Regions from separate parts of the Mus musculus genome. Here region 1 is linked to region 2. The links are chromatin loops, found by intact Hi-C in ENCODE. Cell type or tissue: heart. All regions are shown on one strand. Links, peaks and the distances in the headings refer to the core of each region. The heading gives the core; the rest is flanking DNA.

Region 1 (10,624 bases), core at 2,401-7,400, 82 kb before region 2:
AACCTGACTCCAGCTGTAGGCCCATCCATCCGTCAGTCTCACGGCCCTTCAGTAAGAGAGGGGACACTTTAGCCCTCAGACTCCAACCCACTCCAGGCCTGCGTCTTCCTCTCCCCTGGGGTAGACTAATGCAGGCTCATAAATTAAGACATCTGCTCTCTCTCCCCTGTAAGCCCAGAAACCTGGGGCTCTGTAATATCTCCCTTGTTTTCTTTGGCTCTATTTAACTTTCCTCCAATTAGTTAGGCCCTGGGGCAGCGGCTAGACGACAGATGAGTCAGAGGCACCAGATCCAGAACCCAGAGTTTATCCAAATGTCGGGGACCTGGTTGTTTTTCTATTCTTTTGCTCAGTTCTCCCAGCTTCTATGCCCTGGACCTGCACCAGATTTGTGGTCACTGGTGCATCTCCTTGCTATTAACTCTACTGATAGAATGAGGAGAGAGCTGTTTAACATATGCTTAAGTACACATTTTGCACCCCTCAAGATTGAGGCTCCCCAGTGGTCTTAGTGCCGGCTCCTCCCTCAACCCCGAGCTACACCTCCTCCCAAAACTATCCCTGCTGCTTCTGTCCGGCTGCAGCTGCAGAGATGATGATGATGATGGGCTGGGGCCATGGGAGGCTCGCCAGGATGCTGATGAATTAAGAGCAGGTGTTGAGAGTCTGACTTCAGGTCCTGGGGGTTCAGGGATGGGGGAAACACATCAGTACAGATGGGAAGAGGGGAGAGATCTTTGGTACGCTGCTATACAGAGAACAGCCTGACAAGAGCAAAGAGCTAAGAAGTCTGACTATGGGAAGGAATTGTTTCTCCACCACATGTGTGCCTCAAAGAGCCATTTTGGGTCCAGGCTGTGCTCAGCCCCACACCACGGCCACGGCAGTGTCTCAAGCTTGCAGAGGCTCACTTCTGCCTGCCTTGTCCGTATCATAGGCTTCTGGCCCACGCAGGCTTGGAGTTTCAGAATGACTGTAGAAAAAGAGAGAGGAAGAGGTGGCTGCTAGAAAGATACAGCAGAAAGCTCCTGCTCAGGGACTGCAGGAAGCTGCAGGAAGGGTGCCTCAGAGCCACCCATTGGTCTGTGCTGACAGGGATTTCTTTTAGGGTACCCTGAGACCAGTGAATGGCTACTGGCAGAGGCCGGGTAATTCCGGTGGTTCTGTAGCAAGGCCAACTGTGCAGTCATCGTGATGCAAGCCTTCCAGCCCATTATCAGGTAATGGCAGAGACAAGGTCCATCTAGGTTGCCTGACTCTAGTAGAAGGGAGAGGAGGAAACAGGGAGGTAGGTGTTATCTCCTGAGGGTGTATCAAAAGTCGATCCTCTGGCACGAGGGTAACGGGGAAAGTAAGGAGAGTGATGGTCTGCAGGAAAGGCAGTTGGACCCTCCCCCCACGCCTCCCACCCAGTCTTGTAAAGGAAGGAGCAGAACAGCAGGAAATGGTTAAGGAGGGAGGAAGGCAGCCACAGGTTTCCAGGTTGGAACTAGGAGGTATGGGAGCTGTCCAGCACGGAAACCTGCTGAAACCAGCAAGGACCTGCGGCCTGAAGTGGGTAGGAAGGCAATGTCTCTCCCAGGGTTGCTGTTTTCCTCTTGCTGCCTCCACTGTGTTTCAGGGAGGTATGTTGGAGGGACCAGCCAGTTGGTTCTGGAAAAGGAAACACTGAGAAGAGAATATCTGAATCTTCTCCATGGGGAAAGGCATGAGAAAAGTAACAAAGCTAAGCACTGGTCCAAGACAAGGCGTGCTAGCACATCCCCGAAGGCAAAACGTGGCAATATGGAACATTGCTTGCACCTCTAGTACTCACATGGTGACTCACTATGTGTCCGAGTACTGGTGTGTCCAAGCCAGGGTGACTTGGTCCTCAGACAGTCACATTGGGAGAGCCCTCGTCTCTGCAGTCTAAGGCTCAGCTTGAGTGTCTGTCTCTGCTCCAAAACTTGCTCATTTGAGCTCTATTTTCTCAGGTGCTTCTGTGAGCTCCTGTGCTGTGCTAGGCTCAAGGACGTATGAGAACCACAAAGGCACCTTATTCAGATACACAGCCGTTAGAATCAAGCACAGTTCTGCTTCTCTTCCTCCAGTCAGTGAGCCCTTTCTATTTGGCTGACATTCAGAAATGCTGTCTTTGGTGAGCTTCCCTTCTCTGGCTCAACTGACACTTTTTCCTCAAGTGACTCCTCGAAGCCTCCTCCCCACCCCAGATGCCAAGGCATCACCTTTACCTACAGATTCTTTCTTTTCAGACGTAGCAGGCATGGTGGTATGAACAGGAATGGCTCCCGTAGACTCAAGTGTTTGAATGCTTGGCTCAGGGAGAGGCACTATGAGGAGGTGTGGCCTTGTTGGAGTGGGTGTGGCTTTGTTGGGGGAAGTGTGTCACTAGGAGGCAGGCTTTGAGGTTTCAGATGTTCAAGTCCAGCTCAGTGAGTCAATCTTTTCCTGCTACCTCCTGATCAGGATGCAGAACTCTCAGTTCCTTCTCCAGTATCATGTCTGCCTGCATGGTGCTGTGCTTCCTGCCATGATGATAATGGACTAAACCTCTGAAACTGTAAGCCAGCCCTAATTAAATGTTTTCCATTATAAGAGTTGCCATGGTCATGGTGTCTCTTCCCAGCAATAAAACCCTAAGACACCTGGCTTTTAGTTAATCTAGGGGCAGGCTTTGAACTGGGGAAGGACAGGCTGGAACAGCTATGCACAGTGAAAGGTCAGGATCAGAGTCTGGCTCTCCAGCATGACCACTGTCTTACAGCCCAGAGAAAAAGAGGAAGTCCCTTCCCACTGCTTTGGGATAACTTGAAAGCAGTATTCTTGTGCTGTTTCTGCTATGACATGTGCGTCTTCTGTAACCAGGATATTCTTTACCTCTTGCTTCAGTCCTTCCCAGCATGCCCCTCTTCTGGTACGCTCATTAACTGTGGTTATCTCACTTCGTGACTAGCTCCCCAGAAGTTGTCTATGTCGTTTTAGTCAGAGATGTCATGGGAAGCCAAGAAGGCTCTGAGGCCTGCAGCTTGGACTTAAATATTGGCCAATCTAATCTGTGTCTTAGTGGGATTAAGATGAGTGCCTCGACCAGAGTCAGTCTCCTTTCTCTTACTTGTAAAATGGAAACAGTAACATTTTCCACATCACAGGGTTTTCTGAAGTGAAATTAGCTGATACATATGAAAGGCTAGGGGCAGTGGCTGGTACACAGTGAATGTCACATATACTCTTGTCTCTTGTCACTGCATTTCTCTCAAGCGTCTGTCTGCCTTGTGGACCTCATCTCTCCCGTAAGGCTGGAAAGCCCCAGAAGCACCTTCATGTGTCCTCCAACCTGGATGCTTCCTGACGGCAGATATTCTTCTCTCCTTGGGGGTAATCCAACACTGACGCTGATGCTAGCCCTAAGTTAGCCAGGGCTTCGGACACACCAAGGGAATATGAACAACCTCATATCGTTACCACCTGGGCCTGAGAGGTACCCTCATGGGTTAGACTGCCAAAGAATTCCTGTTTTGTTTTGTTTTCTAGATCACTCAAGGACTAACACTGTCATTCTTTTTTTTCTCTCTCTCTCTCTCTCTCTCACATACACACACATATACTTCCTACAGACTCTCCCTCCTTTTTTTAAAAAAAGATTTATTTATTTTATATATGTGAGTATACTGCTTTCAGACACACCAGAAGAGAGGGTCAGATCCCATTACAGATGGTTGTGAGCCACTGTGTGGTTGCTGGGAATTGAACTCAGGACCTCTGGAAGAGCAGTCAGTGCCCTTAACTGCAGAGCCATCTCGTCAGCCCCAAGCTTCCCTTTTTGGTCATTCCCAAAGTACTTTGTGTAGTTATCTATTTAACCGTATTTATTGACCACACAACAGGGTTGTGGGAGGTAGTGATGGGCTTCTAGAATGCCCCCATTGAACTTACAGCCCTGTGGGAAGAGACTGAACAGGTAGGATGAGTTTTAACAACACACAGAAGGAACTCTGGTTTAGCCCAAGGGCTGCAGAAGTGACCTTGTAATCAGAGCCAACAACTATGAAGCACGCCTATGGGCAAGTGGGGTAGTTTGCATGAAAATGGCTCCATAGGCTCATAGGGAGTGGCACTATTGGGAGGTGTGGCCTTGCTGGAGTGGGTATGGCCTTGTCAGAGAAAGTGTGTCACTGGGAATGGGCTCTGGGGTCTCTGATGCTCTAGCCTGGCCAGTGTGTCATTGTCTCTCCTGATGCCTGAGGATCCAAATGTAGAATTCCTGTAATTTTTGCATGCATGTCAGCCTGTATGCCACCATGCTTCCCACCATGATGATAATGGACTAAACCTCTGGACTGTAAGCCAGCCCCAGATAAATGTTTCCTCTTATAACAGTTGTGGTGGCCGTGGTGTCTCTTCACAGCAATAGAAACCCTAGGACAGCAGTTTAGAGTGTTCTGGGTTTTCTGCAGCCTCCTCTTGCTTCCCAGCCTCTACCTTCTCAAAGCACCCAGCGTTTCCTGGGATTCACACATACCTGTCTTTACCGCATATCTCCCACTTCCAATCTTACCATCTTTCTGGGGGCTCTGTGTTGATTGGAGTTGAGACTTTCTGAGTGAGCAGCGCTCGTAGTGCAAACCACAGATGATCAGATAACATCCTAACATGCCCCGGAGGGCTTCCAGCTAATGTTTGAAGACTGGATCTACAGACACCTTCCTGCAGGCTGCAGCCTCTGCTCTGCTGGGCTGAGTGCCAAGCTACGATAACACAGGGAGCACGTGGGCCAGATTTCCTCCTTCCTACTCCTCAGGAAGCTCCGCCCCTGCCCTCCACCCTACTTCCTGTTTAGCCCAGAAGTCCAGGTCAGCTTCCTTAACAGCTGTTGCTCATGTTCTTCATTTAGACTGGTGAGCTAGCAGCTCAGTGAGATGAAGTGAGGCCAATCCTTCCCAGGAGCCTTCATTCCGGGGCCCGCAGAGAACAAGAGTGGGGGGGGGGGGTTGACCATCCTGCCTCTGTAAGGGACAGAGGAGAGGAGCCCAGCTTCAGGGACCAAGAAGCAGACCAGCATATTGATTGTCTAGTCTGATCCAGACACAGTACTTGGCAGCAGACTAACTTCCTCAAGAAGGCATCATTGCTAGAGATGTCCAGGATAGATCAGGAGTGAAGAGCATTGTTGTGTACGTGGCATGGAGACGGAGCTCAGGGCCTCTCTTCTCCTCAGAGAAGGTCAGGGAGATCTTCTCAGATGGGAAATCTTTTTTTTTTTTTTTTGGATGGGAAATCCTAGTGGTACCCAGGCAGCAGAGTCTTCAGTCCAGGGACTGGGGGATGGAGAGAGGAGGCTGCTCTTCCTTCTATGGTTAGTCTTGGAGCTGAATGGGTTCTACAAGGGTCATCCTATCCTTGCCCTTGCCTTGGACAGGTGGCTAATATCAGGGAGGTATTAGGATTAGGGGGCTCTGCCCTTCACTCAGAAACCACTTCCAGCCCTGCGTGGTGTACATGCTTGTAATCCCAGGGGACCCCAAGTTAAAGGCCATCCTGGAGGACATACTGAGAGCCTGTCTCAAGAAACGGAAAACAACACAAACATTTCTGGAGCTTTTCCTGGGGCCTGGACTGGATTGGTCCCACTTAACATAAGGAGGAGTCAAACCAGGTATCTGGGTGTTGGGGGTCACTGACTTTCCCAGTCTCCTCACCTAGGCCCCGCTGGCAAGGATGGATCTCCTAGGAAAGAGAAATCATATCAGAGAGCTCTCTGAGAAGGTAATGCCACACGCTTCATGGGGCACATGTTCAGGATCTCCCGGCTGCCACCCTGGTCATTTTCTTCTCTGGTTCTAATTTTTATGGTTGGAAAGGGACTTCAAGACCCTATCTTAGTGAAAATGGAAGACAAAGGTTTTATATCTGCAAAGCCCATTAGCCAGCATCCCTCGATTCATGGCGGATATGCCACCCCAGTCCATTAACCTCTACCGGGCCAGCCCTCCTGCTCTGGATACAATTCAGTTTTCTGTGACCCTCGTAAACTACAGAGCACAAAACTAATGTGTTGAGAGTTTCATGAGGTCCTGACCCTAGTACAGAGGTCTGGGATCTCAGACACAGGATCCCCACCCCCATCCCCTGATGTTGATGTTCTGGAAGTATCTTTCTATGAATCTTACCTCTCTAGAAAGATAAGCCTTTACCAGGGGTCTTTTTATGGGGGGAGCTGCAGGAAGGCTTCCTGAGAACACTCAGATTCCTGTTAGCACCATTCTTATCCTTGCTATAAAAGAGGCCATGCTGGGGATGGGGCCCGAGGGTGTGGAGCGGGGAGGGGAGAGTGTCTGTGTCATAAGCAAGAAAAGATCCGCAGTGCTTAAGCGCTGGGTGCATCACCAGGGCTAGTCTGAGGAGGGAGAGAAACAACACTTTATTTGGAAACAATTCTGCTGAGATGCAGTGTCTCAACTTCTCTTTCCAGCTGTTTGTTATGAGGTGCTTGCTGTGTGCTCAAAACAGGGGCTGAGTCTTAAAGTTACAGGCCATGTTCTGGGCTTCGATCCAAAGGAGCAGCTCAGAGCAGATGAGCAGCCCTTAGGGGAAGGGTCCTAAGCAGTCAGCTCTTCTGGGTTCCCCTTATTTATTAGGGTTCTGGGGCAGTTCTCTCTCAAAGCCTTTGCACTTGGAATGACCCTTGGACAGGAAGGCACCCAGGCTGGGGTAGAGGAAGGTTTCCATAGAAAGAGTCTCCAGGTGGAGGCAGCCAGTGAATCTCCTGCAGGGCTCACCTTCTCTGAGACTTAATTTCTCCTTCCTTGGGTTCCAAACCTAGAATGGACAGTAAAACAAATGTCTTCTGCCTTTTCTCTGAAACATGGCAAGGTGGACTACAGTCTTTATTTTATTTGTTTGTTTGTTTGTTTGTTTGTTTGTTTTTCCAGAGCTGAGGACCGAACCCAGGGCCTTGCGCTTGCTAGACAACTGCTCTACCACTGAGCTAAATCCCCAACCCCTTATTTTTATTTTTATTGGAGTTTTTTGAGACAGAGTTTCTCTGTGTAGTCCTGGCTGTCCTGGAACTCACTCTGTAGACCAGGCTGGCCTCGAACTCAGAAATCTGCCTGACTCTGCCTCCCGAGTGCTGGGATTAATGGCGTGCGCCATCACTGCCCGGCCTGTCTTTTTATTTTTGAATTAACATTTTATTTTGCATGTGGGCGCACATGCACCGTGGCATGTCTGTGGGGGTCAGAATGACATTGTGCAGGGATTGCTTCTCTCCATCCACTGTGTGAGCCCTGGGAATGCAACTCAAATGGTTGACAAATGCCTTTACCCACTGAGCCATCTCACTGGTTCAGGATCCAGTCTTCAAAGGGCATTGTGGGTTTTAGAAGGTGGAGGTGAGCCAAATGCAACAGGAAAAGAAGGGACCATTGAAGGAAAACAAAACAAAACTGGTGAACTCCAAAGAGAGCTTGCAGTTTAGTCAATAGTAATATGCCGGTGTTAGTCTCCAGGTTTTGACAATGACGTGTGGTTGTGTGAAGCTTGAACATTAAGGGAAACCGGGCAGAGGGCAGATGGGAGTGCTGCTCCTTTTCCTAAGAAAATAAATAATAGCAAGTGCTGGTGAGAATTCAGGGAACAGGGAGCACGTACACACTGTTAAGCCATTATAACCAGTACAGAAATCGGTATTGAGATTCTTTAAAACAAAGCAGCAGCAACAATGTAAAAACTGTATTCCATGATCCAGCTACACCGCTCCAAGTGCAGAGACCCCACGTGCCATGGTTTACTGTTGTATTATTTACAATAGAAATTACAAAGCAACCCAGGTGCACATCAACAGAGGAGTGGATAAGAAGAAGACGGTTTATATTCACAATGGAATTTTATTCAGCCATAGAATAAAATTGTGTCACTTTTCAGGAAAATGGATACAATTGGAGATTGTCACATTGAGCAAATTAAACCAAGCTCAAAAAGACCAGTATCACATCTGAGAGTCTAGGACTATATATAGACCTATAGGATCTATACATGTATAGATACATATGTGACTTGAAAATGAAAGCAAACCTGTCTGGGAGAAGCAAAGAGACTAGGAGGAAGTAGGAGGGGCAGGGAAGAAAAGAGGATATGCTGGAATACATGGCCGGAATACAGTATATACTCCATACTGTCCTTATGGAACCCAAAATATGTACAATTAGTATATGCAAATCCAAAATAATAATGCTTTAAGATAAAAACTTTACAGCTGGATGGTGGTGATGCGCACTTATCCCAGCACATGGCAAGTAGAGGTAAGGTGGATTTTTGGAAATTCCAGGCCAGCCTGGTCTACAGAGTTCCAGCCAGCCAGCGCTACACAGGGGAACCCTGAGAACTCCAAAAACAAAACAAAATAAAAAGGCAAAAAAGCAAAACAACAACAAAAACATTACAAAGAAAATGTGGAGGAAGGAGAGAGAATGGACGGAGAGAAGTGGGAAACTAAGGAGGCTTAGATGCTTAGCTGTCAATCAGTCCCTTATCTAGGATGAACTCTCCTAAGCTGAAGTGCTTAAGATCAAGTTCACCCTGGGCAGCCACCCTCCAGCGCTAGGCAGATGCTGCATCTGAGATCTGACTCCTGGGACGTTCATCTCTCCCAGCGACTCCGCAGAGGCTGGCCATTAAGCCTGCTTGCTTCTTTCCTTCCCATGCTCTCAGCTTGTGGTCAGAGAAGACTGATTTAAGCAGCAGCAGTGCCCACCGAGGCCCAGCCCAGGGGAATATACTGTTTAATAAAATCCAGTGTGGAAAGCGAATGCTCTAACTCTGGCCTTCATGCACTGAATCCTTACCTCAGCACGGTGATTGAGAGCTGAGCCCTTTGGGAGAATGACTAGGCCATGGGGAAGAGACCCTCAACTTCCCAGTGTGTGAGGACACAGCAAGGGTCCTCTGAACCAGGAAGTGACCCCTTAGCAGACAGCGAACCTTCTATTGCCTGAACCTTGAGCTTCCAGTCTTCCAGAAAGATCTGTACATGTTGGTCACAAAACTACCCAGGCTGTAGACTTTTATGACAGCCAAAATGGATTAGGTGAAGGACAGATGAAGAGCCAGTATTTAGGACAGGTAAAGCTGAAGTATGGGCAGGTAGGACTGCTTAGCCAGTAAAAAGAACATACCACGCAAGCCTGACCAACTGAGTCAACCCCTAGAACCCATAGTGGAAAGAAAGAACTGACTCCTAAAAGTTGTCTTCCAGTCTCTGTATATGTACCATGGGATGGATGCTCATGTATGAGCACGCGCATGCATGTGCGCACACACATACATACACACACACACACACCACATTATAAATACAATAAAAAACTTAACTACAATAGAAAACTTAACTGTGAAGGCAGTTAGAACACAGGCACCCTCAGCACCCAATCCCACACTCTGTGAGTCCTTGGGAAAACTAACTCTACCCAGCTCAGGCTCCCCCACCCCTCCTCTCTGGGGCCCTCACCCTAGGCCTCTCCTGAATGCTTCCCTTGCTCTTTCATCTCCTTACCCACCTGCGTGAATGGCTGTGGAGGAACCCGCCATCTATGTGTGGAAGATGAATACCAGGCCAGGTGGTTATGAAGCACACTCAAGGCTGTCTCTTACCATGGTCCCGAGTCTCTTTTTTTGCTGTCATTGCAAGGGCTTTTCTTCAAGTTTCCTCATGAAGGGTACCAGCCTGCCTAGAGTAACCCCCTGTTCCTAAGACTGGCAAGGCTTTTTTTTAACCATGAAATTGCCTTGCCGTAGATCCAGCCCTTGTGAGGCCCCTGAGAACCGCTGTTGGCTCCGGATGCTGCAGTGGGCCCAGCTTGGAGCCAGTAGCCTTCCAGCTCTTGCTGGTATTCATCTTGGCTTCCTTGGTCCTACCAGTCTCCACTCTTAGCCATCCTACTCCTGGCAAGCTGGCCTCTAGCCAAACCGAAACGGCAGCAGTGCCCCTCTGGTGTCTTGTTGGCATTATTGGGAAAGTTAGCTTTGAAACCACAGAGGTGTTTCAAGTACTGGGGGAGAGAACTCAGGAAGCCGTGGAGACAGCAAGACAGCTGAATTAAACAGCATCTGTCTGAATGAGTCATTGCTCGCCTGCCTGCCACCATAGTCCTTGCATGAACCTTGAGCTAGTGAGACACCTTCTCAGCCCACGAAGTCTCTCTTCCGAGGCAGAACCAGCAGAACTCAGGTGAAAATTACTGCAAGAAAGACTCAGAACCTGTCAGAAAGGATTCCCTGAACTTTATGGGTCCCAAGATGCTATAGTTTCCTGAGTAATAGTAGCCAATCCAGTAGTTGGCCAGTTTGTCCTGCCCAAAATAACTCAGGACAGTTCCACTCTTCTTAAACAGCTTTTCCTGAGGCTTGTGGCCCTTTGCTCATGACAGACCTCCTGTGGTTCCAACATGGCATGGTGTATTCAGAAGTCACATAGCTGCCATTGTCACGGCCTTTTTTGCCTCTGGTGACAGAAGTCACTGGTTTGACCAAATTAGTTGGCTTGAAACTACAATGAAGGCTCTGTCTTTGCCAACCACATGCCTGGGTTCTGCCTCTCGTGGTTTTCTCTGTGGTCACATACAAT
Region 2 (10,624 bases), core at 2,647-7,646:
GGAGCCAAGCGCTGCCTAACAGCTGGCTGAGTGAGGCCCTTTAGAAGCCTTTTAAGGGAAAGGGCCATTGAAAGAGGAGAATTAGGGTGAGTGACAGATAGCTCAGTTTAAAAGTCTGGGTAGTGAGTTTTATTGTAGGGTTTTGTTTTTTTTTTTTTTCTGTGTGTTTAAAAAGTTGTATGTCCAGTAAAATATGTCTGCCTGCCTGGGGACAATTGCTCTGACTCCCAGGTACCAGGAATTTGTAATGGCTCAGAAAATGGAGGAAAATCTTTAAAATGAGTTCCTGGTCTCCATTAAAAGCGTTTATGGTGTCTGGGGAGGCATTTCCCACTGATTTGTACCTGAAGAGAGCATGGAGGCTGGAATGATGGAGAGGAAGACAAAGACGCACGCTCAGGAGAGCGTGTGTGTGTGTGTGTGTGTGTGTGTGTGTGTGTAGTGTGTGTGGTGTGCATGTGGTGTGCACGTTTGGTGTGTATGTTTGCTCTTGTGCAGTGTGTGTGTATGTTCATGTGTGTGTTCAGTGTGTGTGTGTGTAGTGTGTTGTATATGTGTAGTGTGTGTGTGTGTGTATGTGTGGTGTATTGTGTGTGTAGTGTGTTATATGTGTGTTGTGTGTGTGTGTGTGTGTGTGTGTGTGTGTGGTGTATTGTGTGTGTGTGTGTGGTGTGTTGTATGTGTGTAGTGTGTGTGTGTGGTGTATGTATACGTTTTTGTGGTATGTGTGCACACATGCATGAGTGTGTGTGTGTGTGTGTGTGTGTGTGTGTACATTTAAGACAGAGACAATAAAAGTCAGGTGTTCGCTGGGACGATGGGGCAGAGCCATAGAGTCTACCTGCAGGAAGGATCTAAGACAGAGTACTGGGTTGGGCCCCCTCAGAAAGAGAATCAAGGACAAGATGATCTCCACCTGTGGGGAATAAAGCCTGTCACAGCTGGAGTCAGGCTGCTGCATTTGGAAAGAAAGGGCAAGGGCTGGAGGTCCAGAAGCTGGCCTTGGAAAGGAAATGAGCTGGAAAGACGGGGCGGAATGGTGGCAGTTCAGGAGAGAGAGGTGACAGTGTGTGTGTGTGTGTGTGTGTGTGTGTGTGTGTGTGTGTGTGTGTCTGTCTGTCTGTCTGTCTGTCTGTCTGTCTGTCTGTGAGGTGTTGTCCTTGCTCATTTGTTAATCGGTGAGCAGGAAGAGCCCAGCAGGAAGGGGAGTGGGGAGAGTCAGGGATCAGAGACAGCTTCCTGCTAAAACCCACACAGCCAGAAAGAAGGGTTCTTCTCAGAGCCTCCACTCGGCTGAAGCAATGCTGCTCAGCAGAAAAGGAGTTCAGGATGAATGGGTGTAAAGTGGAGCTGGAGTTCATTAAGAGCATTCAGCATGGCTTCAGCATGAACACTGCCAGGAGGAGAAACTCTTTAGTGAAAAGAGGACATACCCAGGCGTGGGTGTGAGCGCCTCCAGAGACAGTTGCAACCTGTGTCTTAACAATCACCACACGTACAATTTGGGTGGCTTCTGAAGATAGTGTTTTCCTAAGGGACTTGAAGGAATTTTGAGTTTGTTTTTAGTAAATAGATCAAAGGGTGGATTCTGAGGTGCACTGGTCAGAATTTGTGCTGAGTCATGAGGATTGCATGAGGGAGGAAAGATGCATATTTTTTATTTATTTATTTTTTACTGTAAAAACCTCGAGTAAGCCAGCTGATGGTGGTGCACGCCTTTGACTCGATAGGCAAAGGCAGGCAGATCTCTGTGATTCGGGGCTAGCCTGGTCTACAGAGGGCAGCCAGGACAACACAGAGAAACCCTGTCTCGAAACAACTCTAGTAGTCTTGTTTGTGAAATGTCCAGGTTGGTAGCTAGAGAAGGATTAGCTGAAGTTTATGCGAGCTCATGGCTTACCCATGGCTCTCTTTGCTACTTTAACATCCCCATTTGACATAGCTCTATGTCGTCTGTAGGTAGGCAGTTTTCACAGCAGATTTTGTTAGCTGTGCAGGAATACTTGCTACTCAGCTAGCAAGATGCTGCTAGCAGACCCAAGGCAAGGGCTCACTTTCCCTCCCATGTCCCCTTAATTCCTCTGTTTTTCTGCCCTGGGTCAGGAAGGTAAGAAAGGGTCTGACCAGAGGCCTGGGGATGTGTTCATTTAGCAAGTCTGCAGGGAAGATCGACTGTGGTGGTTTGAATGACCCATAGGCCCATATGGAGTAGATGTGGCCTTGTTGGAGGAAATATGTCACAGGGGGTGTGGGCTTTGAGGTTTCAGATGCTCAAGCCAGGCCCAGTGTCACTCTTTCTTCCTGCTACCTGCTGATCCAGATGTAGAACTCTCAGCTACCTCTCCAGCACTATGTCTGCCTGCATGCCACCATGGGTCACACCATGATAATAGACTAAACCTCTGAACTGTCAGCCAGCCTCAGTTAAATATTTTCTTTTATAAGAGTTGCCACGGTCATGGTGTCTCTTCACAGCAATAGAAACCCTGACTAAGACATCAGCTGTAGCCTAAGTACCATGTCAGGTACAGGCATTCAGTGATGGATGGCATATGGCTTCTGCCCTCAAAGCCAGCAGCTGTGTAAAGAGGCATGGGTCAGAAAGGATACACAGGCTGTGGTCGAGTTTGCTATGGAGTCTCTGAGAGAGGAATGGTGTTATATAGCAAGGGGGAGGGCCAGATGAGGGACAATCTGCATTCTCCAGGGGCCATTCAAGCTTTGTTTCCTGGGCACCTGCTGCTTGATCACCACTGATGCTGGCATTGGATAGAGGTGGGGGGGTTAGGTGGGGGGTAGTGTCACAGTAGGCAAAACCAGAGGTGACATGCGCTCTTCTGTTTGTTTGTTTGTTCCTCAAGAAAGGCTCTCACTGTGTATGTAGCCCTGACTGTCCTAGAACTTACTAGGTAGACCAGGCTGGCTTCAAATTCAGAGATCTGCCTGCCTCACCCCCCAAGTGCAGGGACTGAGGGCTGTATCACTGTGTCTGGTACAACATGTGTTCCGTGATCAATGACTCGGTGATAGAAAGCTCTAGAACAAGAAGAAGTTGTATCTGATGTGGGTCAGGAAAATTTCTGGGAAGAGATGTGACCTGAACCAGGCATTCGCTTAAGCAGGGAAGAGCCTTCCAATAGAGCAGGGGGAAGCACAGGCGGGCAAGGGTGCAGTGAGGAGCCAGACTGGCTGGATGGGTGAAAGGATAGAGTGGGTGTGAGGGTGGTAAGAATACCACGTCAAAAAATTATAGCAGAGAGCCTCAGACTCTAGACCAAGGACCCTAGGGTCATCTGGGACGCTGAAGTGTCAAAATACAAAGACCTCAGATTCAGTGGATGGACCCGCTCTGAGACTCCTTAGGTGTTAGGTGGCTGAAGTGTTTGAAGCCACCCAAGTCATCCCCCAGCCTCTAGCCTGGGCTTAGCGCTTCTGCATGAATATCTTACTCCTAAGTGTATTCTCCAATTTGTCTTCCCAGAGGGAGAAGGAGCACACACAGGCTAGGCTCAGTGGTCCCCAGGAGTGAAACCTGAGCCAGCTGTTCCCATGGCAACCACCTACAGGTGCCTGGTCTAAGAATGGAACACAAGGAACTGGAAGGGATGAGCAGCTCTGCAGTCATTGCCCTGAGCTGCCCCAGTCGGAGCGGAGCAGAAGTGAGAGCAAAGCCTAGCAGACATCAGGACCAGGGACCTCCCTTGTTCTTTGGAGGAGGGAAATTCAACCAGGCCCAGGCAGCTGATTCCTCGCTCTTCTATAGTCCCTTTGCATCCTGCTCATTAAACATAGATGACCCTAGGGAGGGGGTTCAGAGGTCACCAGCTGCTGGGGCTTCTGGCCAGAGATGGGCTGAAGATCATTTTCAGGGAGAATGTGGCCATGACTCCCTGCTCTGGCTGCAGAGGCAGACGGGGTAGGGGGCTGGGAAGCTGGTATAACACAGTTAGAGGTGGCATGTAGAAGTGAGTCAGGAGAGCTGAGACTAGTCAGGCTCTGGGCTCTGGGCTCTGTTGTGTTTCTTATTCATTGAAAACAACAGATGGGTGTAGTACAGACTTCACAGAAATCCGGTGAGCCCTGGGGTTGGAGATGGTGAATTTAGGTTCAAATCCCAGCCCTGCACCTCACAGCTGAAAGGAAATACCAACTGCTAATCAGGCTCTCTGTGGCAGGATAAACTCCCTGCCACAGAACATGTTTCACAGAATATTGTGGGAGCTTTAGAGGCTTGAAGAGTGTGAAATACTCGGCACACAGTAGGCACCAAATAGGTGTTGGTTGCCCCCAAAGGTAGAGAGACAGACGGCATAAGTTCTGCCAAAGGGTTGCTGTATTTCCAAGAATTGAGGTCGGTCAGGCCCTGGGACCTACTCAGATAAACACACACACACATAGAGGCATGCGCATGCACATGCACACACACGGACACATACTTACACACACCTTGACTTCTACACATACATAGAGAGAGACATAAACACACACACACAGAGAAATACATATATGTACATATACACATGTGTGCATGCAGACACACACACACCCTGATTCCTACACAGAGAGAGACATACACAGACACATACAGAAATACACTTACATGTACACATACATACACATGTGTTTGCACAGACACACATACATACACACATACCTCCGTTTTCTTCCTGATCACTTTCTTTAAGAGCTGCCTTCTCTCATCTTTAATCTAATCTCAAGGGACAGCCGGCCATGTTCAAGGGCTCTTGGGCAACCTGGATGAGTTCAAAGGGTAGAGATACACAACAAATGACATCCGGTGGCTTCTGTTAGTCCCTCTGGGGCAAGGTTTCCCTCTTTCTGTGCTGTGGATAGGCACTCCTGGCTCTAACTCTCCAGGGCCCTGGGCATAGAGTTGTCAGTGTGCTCTGCCCTGTGTGGGTGCCTGGATATTCCAAGTGATATTCTGCCCACAGAGTGTGACCTTCCCCCGTGTACTTGTGTCTCCTGAGAGGACTTTTGCAGCAAGAACCTAGGTTAGACTTTTCCACAGCCTGGACACATCCGGGCAGCTACTCTGCCTAAGGTGCATAGTCAGCCGCTTCAGTAGGTACATGGCTGCTGAGCTGGGTGCAGGCTCTGGGGGGGCTGGGCCTGGGCTGCTGGAAAACGTGGACATCCCCCCATTGTTTCTTCCTGATCTTGCCCAAGCCCCACTCTGATGCAGTTCCCCATGAGGCCCCATCTGTCCTTGGAGGCCGGCAGCAACTCCTGGCCCGCTGGTTCTGCAGATACCCAGCTCACATGTCCTTCTCGTCCTCTCCCCTCTGAGCTCCCCTCCCCCACTCTCAACAATCTTTCCCAGGAGAAACTGAGGCCCAGAGAGACTAATCAACTTGCTCACAGGCCCCAGAAGATCTCATAACGTGGACACAGAGCTCCTGCTCCCAGACTGGAGTTCATGTTGAAGATGCTGTCCGTATAGCTGTAGGGGGACCCAGGTTCCTCAGGGCAGAGAGCAACTAGTGAGGGCAGGAGTGGGCAGGGAAGCCTTAGTGCCCTCTCCACTCGTCCCACCTGAGGGATTCCCAGTGAGGGAGCAGCAGGCGAAGGCACGGCTGCTTTTGCTGTACCAGGCTGCTCTGTCGCCCAGGTTCCCAGGCTGCCTCGGGAGTCGGACAAAGAGAATTCTGAATGTTCTGTGCAGGCAGTCATGACTGGCCTTGGCTTGGCAAGCAGGCCGTACAGCCCCGCCTGCCAGGCGTTCTAGGAAGTTCCTCCCAAGGCCAGAAGCTTTGCAGGTTGCTGAGCTGGGACAGAGCCCAGCTGGGGAGAAAGGACTCCCTCGAGGAAGTGTTGGACAGGAGCAGTGGCTGCCAATAAGGCCTGCAAGACTGGCAGGCGGCCCCACATCGTGGAGGTAGAAAATTCTTGGCCTGGCCAATGGCCCATGACTCCCCTGTCTCCTGGCAATGATTTATCTCATCCATCCCAGAGTGGAGGACAGGCCTTATCCTGTGGTCTGTGAAGCTCTGACTCCAACACGCCGGTCAGGAAGAGCCTCGCGTGACCAGCCAGGTTGTCTTTGTTGGCACTGGTAGTTTATTAAGGAAGGAGGCAAGAGAGACTGGAACCTAGATCCCTACTGTGCTATTTGCTTAAACTGTGTGACCTGAGAGAGTTAACTGCCTCTTAGAACCAAACACCTGTAAATGGGGGGTCACTATTATCCTCTCAGGATTGATGTCTTCCAAGGACAGAATGTCTGTCCATGTTTAGGGCCAACTGCTGCACGTAGAACACGCTCAGGAAATGTCCCTTTCTGTCCTTTACTGTCCCCGCAAGCCTTATTCTTCCTTACTGTGGGGTTCTGTGTCTCACAATTGAAAGTCTTTCTTAAAGCCACCAGCTTGGTAACTCTGCCTTGTGCCTAAGCCCTGGGAGGGGGTAGGTGGGCGCTCCTAAGCCTTTATCTAAGGCATTGAGGGTCACCCTGGAGGTGGTGACAGATGGCTGAATCCAAAAGTCCTCCCCCCAGTGATGGTGGCTGAGGATCTGCAACACAGAAGGCGGTCCCAGGAACTACAGTCCTCTGGGAAGCATCCCTGCACCAATGTCAGTTAGCATCAAGGCTGAGGTCGCATCAGATGCTGTGTGGGTGGTATTGGGTTCAGGGAGCTGGAGGGGTGAATAGCTTCCATGGCTGGGGGCATCCCCTTTTTCTGGGGCAACCCTACAAAGCCCAAATTTTACCCTCAGCTTTCTCCCTCAGAATCTTTAAAATCAGTCCTACACCCTCCATTGTCAGGCCTGGTCTGAGGGCCACAGCTTTGCCATCTTGACAGAGTCATTGCCACTGACAGGTTCTGGGAGGAAGGGTGGCATCTTATAGGAACAGGTCTGAGGGAGAAAGGCCCCGTCCTGGGGGTGGAGCTACATGAAAGGCAGCCACATATTTAGCTAGGTTTTAGCTTCTGCTCCTGATTGCCACTAGATCTAGTCATGCTCTTGGCAAGTTTATGTCTGACCCACTTTGGCTCCCAGTGTGAGAACCCTGAGAACCTGAAGATGGGCGCACCCGTATAATGGACTGGATTGTGTGCAAAAGCTGGGACACACGATGTAATCCCACCCAGGGGGCTGATTCTGGAGGAATGAAGGGAGGCTCAGGGCAGGGGGTGTGTGAGACTTCTGGAGAAAGAGCTGGTGGCATTACACAGCCTCATTCCAACGGACTCTGACATGTCACACAGTGCCTAGCACTTCCAGGAATGCTTTGTGGCTAGGCTGCAATGGTTATGTAGCCAACGTGGCAAGGTCACTGTCGAGAACTTGAAAGTGTGGCTAATGCCGTTGAGGGAATTACACCTTAGCTAGCTCAAATATAAAAGGTGTTCAACATTCTTAAATCAGAAAAAAACAAAACAAAACAAAAAACACATATTGGATCTATGGTGAGATAGCCTGGCACACTGGGCTGGCCAAGGTGTGATAGACAGTAGCAAGTGTTGCTGAGGCTGGGCAGAAGCCAGAAAGAGACAGCATACAGACACCTTAGATGACAGTGTAGCCGTTCCTCAAAGTGTTAAACACACAACTACCACATGATCCTAAGCACATTAGGAATATAACACGTATACGCCTAAGCATACACTCAAGAGAAAGAGAAGCAGACGTCAACACATATGTGACTTTCATGGCAGCATTATTCATACTGGGCAAAAAATAAAGATGAAGCCAATGTCCATCAAATGATGGCTAGATAAGCAAATATTATCCACACCGTAGAATATTATTCAGCCATGAAAAGGAACAGAGGGGTGAAACATACTACAGCGTAGACCAACTTGGAAGGCAGTGCAGAGTGACAGAAACCACAAAGGTGTGTGATTCTGTTTGTGTGAAGGATCCTGAGTAGGTGGACCTACAGAGTCAGAAGGCAGACTAGCATTTGCCAGAGTTAGAGGAAGGAGAGGATGGCAGGTGTGTGCTTAGTGTACAGGCCATACACTGGGGGTGATAAAATTACATGAGTGATGATGTACAGACATGCTGGAAGCCATGGAATCATATATTTTAAAAAGTGGACTTTATGGCGTGTGATTGAGCCTCGTCTGCATATCTCACCCTCTCTAGCTCGTGGTGCCAGGATTGGACGAGGCTAGACCATCTGCTTTCACATTTTGGCTTTGCCATGTGCTGCTGTGTCATCCTGGGCAGCAGTCTCAGCTGCCATGAACTCTGGTTTTCTCAGCTATGAAATCGGGGGTAATAAATAGACTGGCCCAGGCGTGTCCTGCAACCAAACAGGGTTCATATCCATAAAGCCTCTAGGACAGTACCTGGTATCAGAGACAGAAGAGTTCGCCACCACCTAGGATTACTGGGGTCACAGCCAGAAATCCCCCAGGCCTCTTCCAGTGCTCTGCATGCCTGATCCCAGCCCCTCTCCTCTTCTTCTGACTCCCTGCAGATGGCTCTCTGCTGTGTAAACTGTTGCTATAACAACCATTCCCTGTTCCCAGAAGCTGCTGCACAAGAGACCTCATCATCTTCAGCGCAGGGTGTCACAGGAAGGCTCTGGGCATTGTTAAAATAGGAAGCATTTCCAGTAAAGGTAAACCTTGAGGTTCACCGGGCAGGAGATCCCATGCTTGCCCTTAGCAGCGACCTGCCCCAGTGTCTGAGACAGGCAGACTGTCTCCTCTGCCGGAGACCTGCTCACAAGCCCAGTCTAGTGTCAAATCTTCAGAATCCTCTCTTACCCTGTTACCTGGTGTTCAAAGGAAAAGGGGTGGGAGGAATTTTTTTAGAATTGTAATAGAAAAAAATAGACCTAGCCAGGTGGTGGTGGCAGCAGCTGCAGCACAGGCCTTTAATCCCAGCACTCAGAAGGTAGAGGCAGGTGGATCTCTGAGTTGGAGGCCAGCCTGGTCTGCCCAGTAGGTTCTAGGACAGCCCGGGCTGCACAGAGAAATCCAGTCTCAAAAACAAACAAACAAACAAAACAAAGAGAGACGGAGAGAGGGAGGGAAGGAAGGACAGACAGACAGGCAAACTGACCTTACAACAGTTATTCCAAACAGGGTCCTCTTCTGGTCTAATTGTCCTGGATCTAGCAAAGCCTTCCCCAAGTGTGAGCCATTGAGAAGTAGCTGTCCCCTGGTCCTGTAAGCTTACTCCCCAAGTTCTTTGCCAAAGGCTGCAGAGTGAAGCTGAGCTGCACACCATTGCAGCGAGCTTTCTGCCTTCAGCTCACTGCAGAGACCTCCTCTCTTCCCAAAAGGATCCTGATGGGGGTCATAATGGAAGGAGTCTGTCCTCCTTCCTCTTCCAGAAAGCCACCCGCCCAAGCACACTGCAAAAGAGCAGAAATGAGACCTCCAGAGAACAGACTCGGACCCCACACAGGTCTCCAGGTTGCTCATTGTTTTGAAAGGCAAGCTGGATTCTCTCTCAAACTTTGGCTCTGAATATGAGCTTGCCAGGGGAGTCTGTGGGTCTCCAGAGCCTACTGGGTAAGCCAGGCCCTGCTCTTAAAGTGGTCCACTAGGAACAGGGCATGCACCTGGGTAGATGGTGTAGCAAAATCAATGCTGCAAACTCTGGGCTCTTCTCCAAATGTGCTAACCTAGCCAGGGTGGGGACTGGGGGTTACGAAGAATGTCTGCCCCAGGAGTGCAGCGCCTGGAAAGAAGCAATCCTAAGCAGAATTCAGAGGGAGAGGCCTTTGGGCAACTTCTCCCAAGCCCTGAGAGCTAGACAGCTGCCCTTCTTACAGCATTGCGGCATCAATGCAAAGGGAGGCTGCAGGCGGCTAAGGACCCATAGCACCCCCGTGTGGTTGTTCTCTGCAACAAGTCCCAAAGACCTGGCAAGATTTTGGTGGCTGTGTTTCCGGAAAGAGAGCAGAGAGCTGACTTGTGCCAGCAGTGTTTCTCCATCACTTTGAGTGGGGATGTGGGGGTGTTGAGCTCTGGTGCTTTGTCGGGTCTCCTGTTCTCGCAACGTTTACACAAATGCAAAGTAGGACAACCCTCTGGTCACAGCACCTGATTTTGGAGCTGGCAACGCAGCAGATTTTTCCGGAGCCACCTCCAGCCGGCTAAACCAAAAACTCTCGGGTTGAGCATTATACAGACCTCAGCCTAGCACAAAGTCACAGGACCACACTGGCAGAGCTTAGTCAACTACACCGCTCCCTTACTTACAGATCAGGAAACTGGGGCCCGGGGAGAAGTCATTTACCCAAGTTCCACAGCCGGTTGATGGTGTTCCCTTGGGACTTTTACCTCAATGAAAATCAAAACTGGGGGGGTGGGGCTGGAGAGATGGCTCAGAGGTTAAGAGCACTGACTGCTCTTCCCAAGGTCCTGAGTTCAAATCCCAGCAACCACATGGTGGATCACAACCACCTGTAATGAGATCTGATGCCCTCTTCTGGCGCATCTCAAGACAGCTACAGTGTACTTACATATAATAAATAAATAAATCTTTAAAAGGAAAAAGAAAAAAAACGAAAAAGAAAAGAAAATCAAAACTGCACATGAACTGGGGAGACCCCTGCCTGGAAAATTCCAGGCTGTAGCTGCCTATATACATCCTTCTCTTATTTAGGCCCAAGTTTGTTTGTAGCTCTAGTTTT

The links. Hi-C counts contacts between places; a loop is a spot of excess contacts. Peaks named below come from ENCODE experiments on the same cell type or tissue, not always from the same donor. Only the 100,000 strongest peaks of a DNase experiment are listed, where the experiment ranks them.
Region 1: it touches region 2 in a loop (4-fold over the local background); 2 of 42 quality-filtered maps call a loop at or near these places.

Annotation. Positions count from the first base shown.
Region 1 is chr1:135,625,869-135,636,492 of GRCm38, reverse strand. It overlaps a transcript of Nav1 not described here. Among named protein-coding and RNA genes, the nearest start is that of Gm4793, 33 kb to the right of the region's middle. In heart, for the core only: no CTCF peak of the experiment used is centred there; DNase peaks (open chromatin) are centred at 2,828, 4,782, 5,540 and 6,462; H3K27ac peaks cover 874 bases.
Region 2 is chr1:135,544,141-135,554,764 of GRCm38, reverse strand. The region is part of intron 1 of Nav1 (neuron navigator 1); the gene reads left to right. Among named protein-coding and RNA genes, the nearest start is that of Nav1, 36 kb to the left of the region's middle. In heart, for the core only: a CTCF peak has its summit at 5,747; a DNase peak (open chromatin) is centred at 5,784; H3K4me3 peaks cover 391 bases; H3K27ac peaks cover 1,772 bases.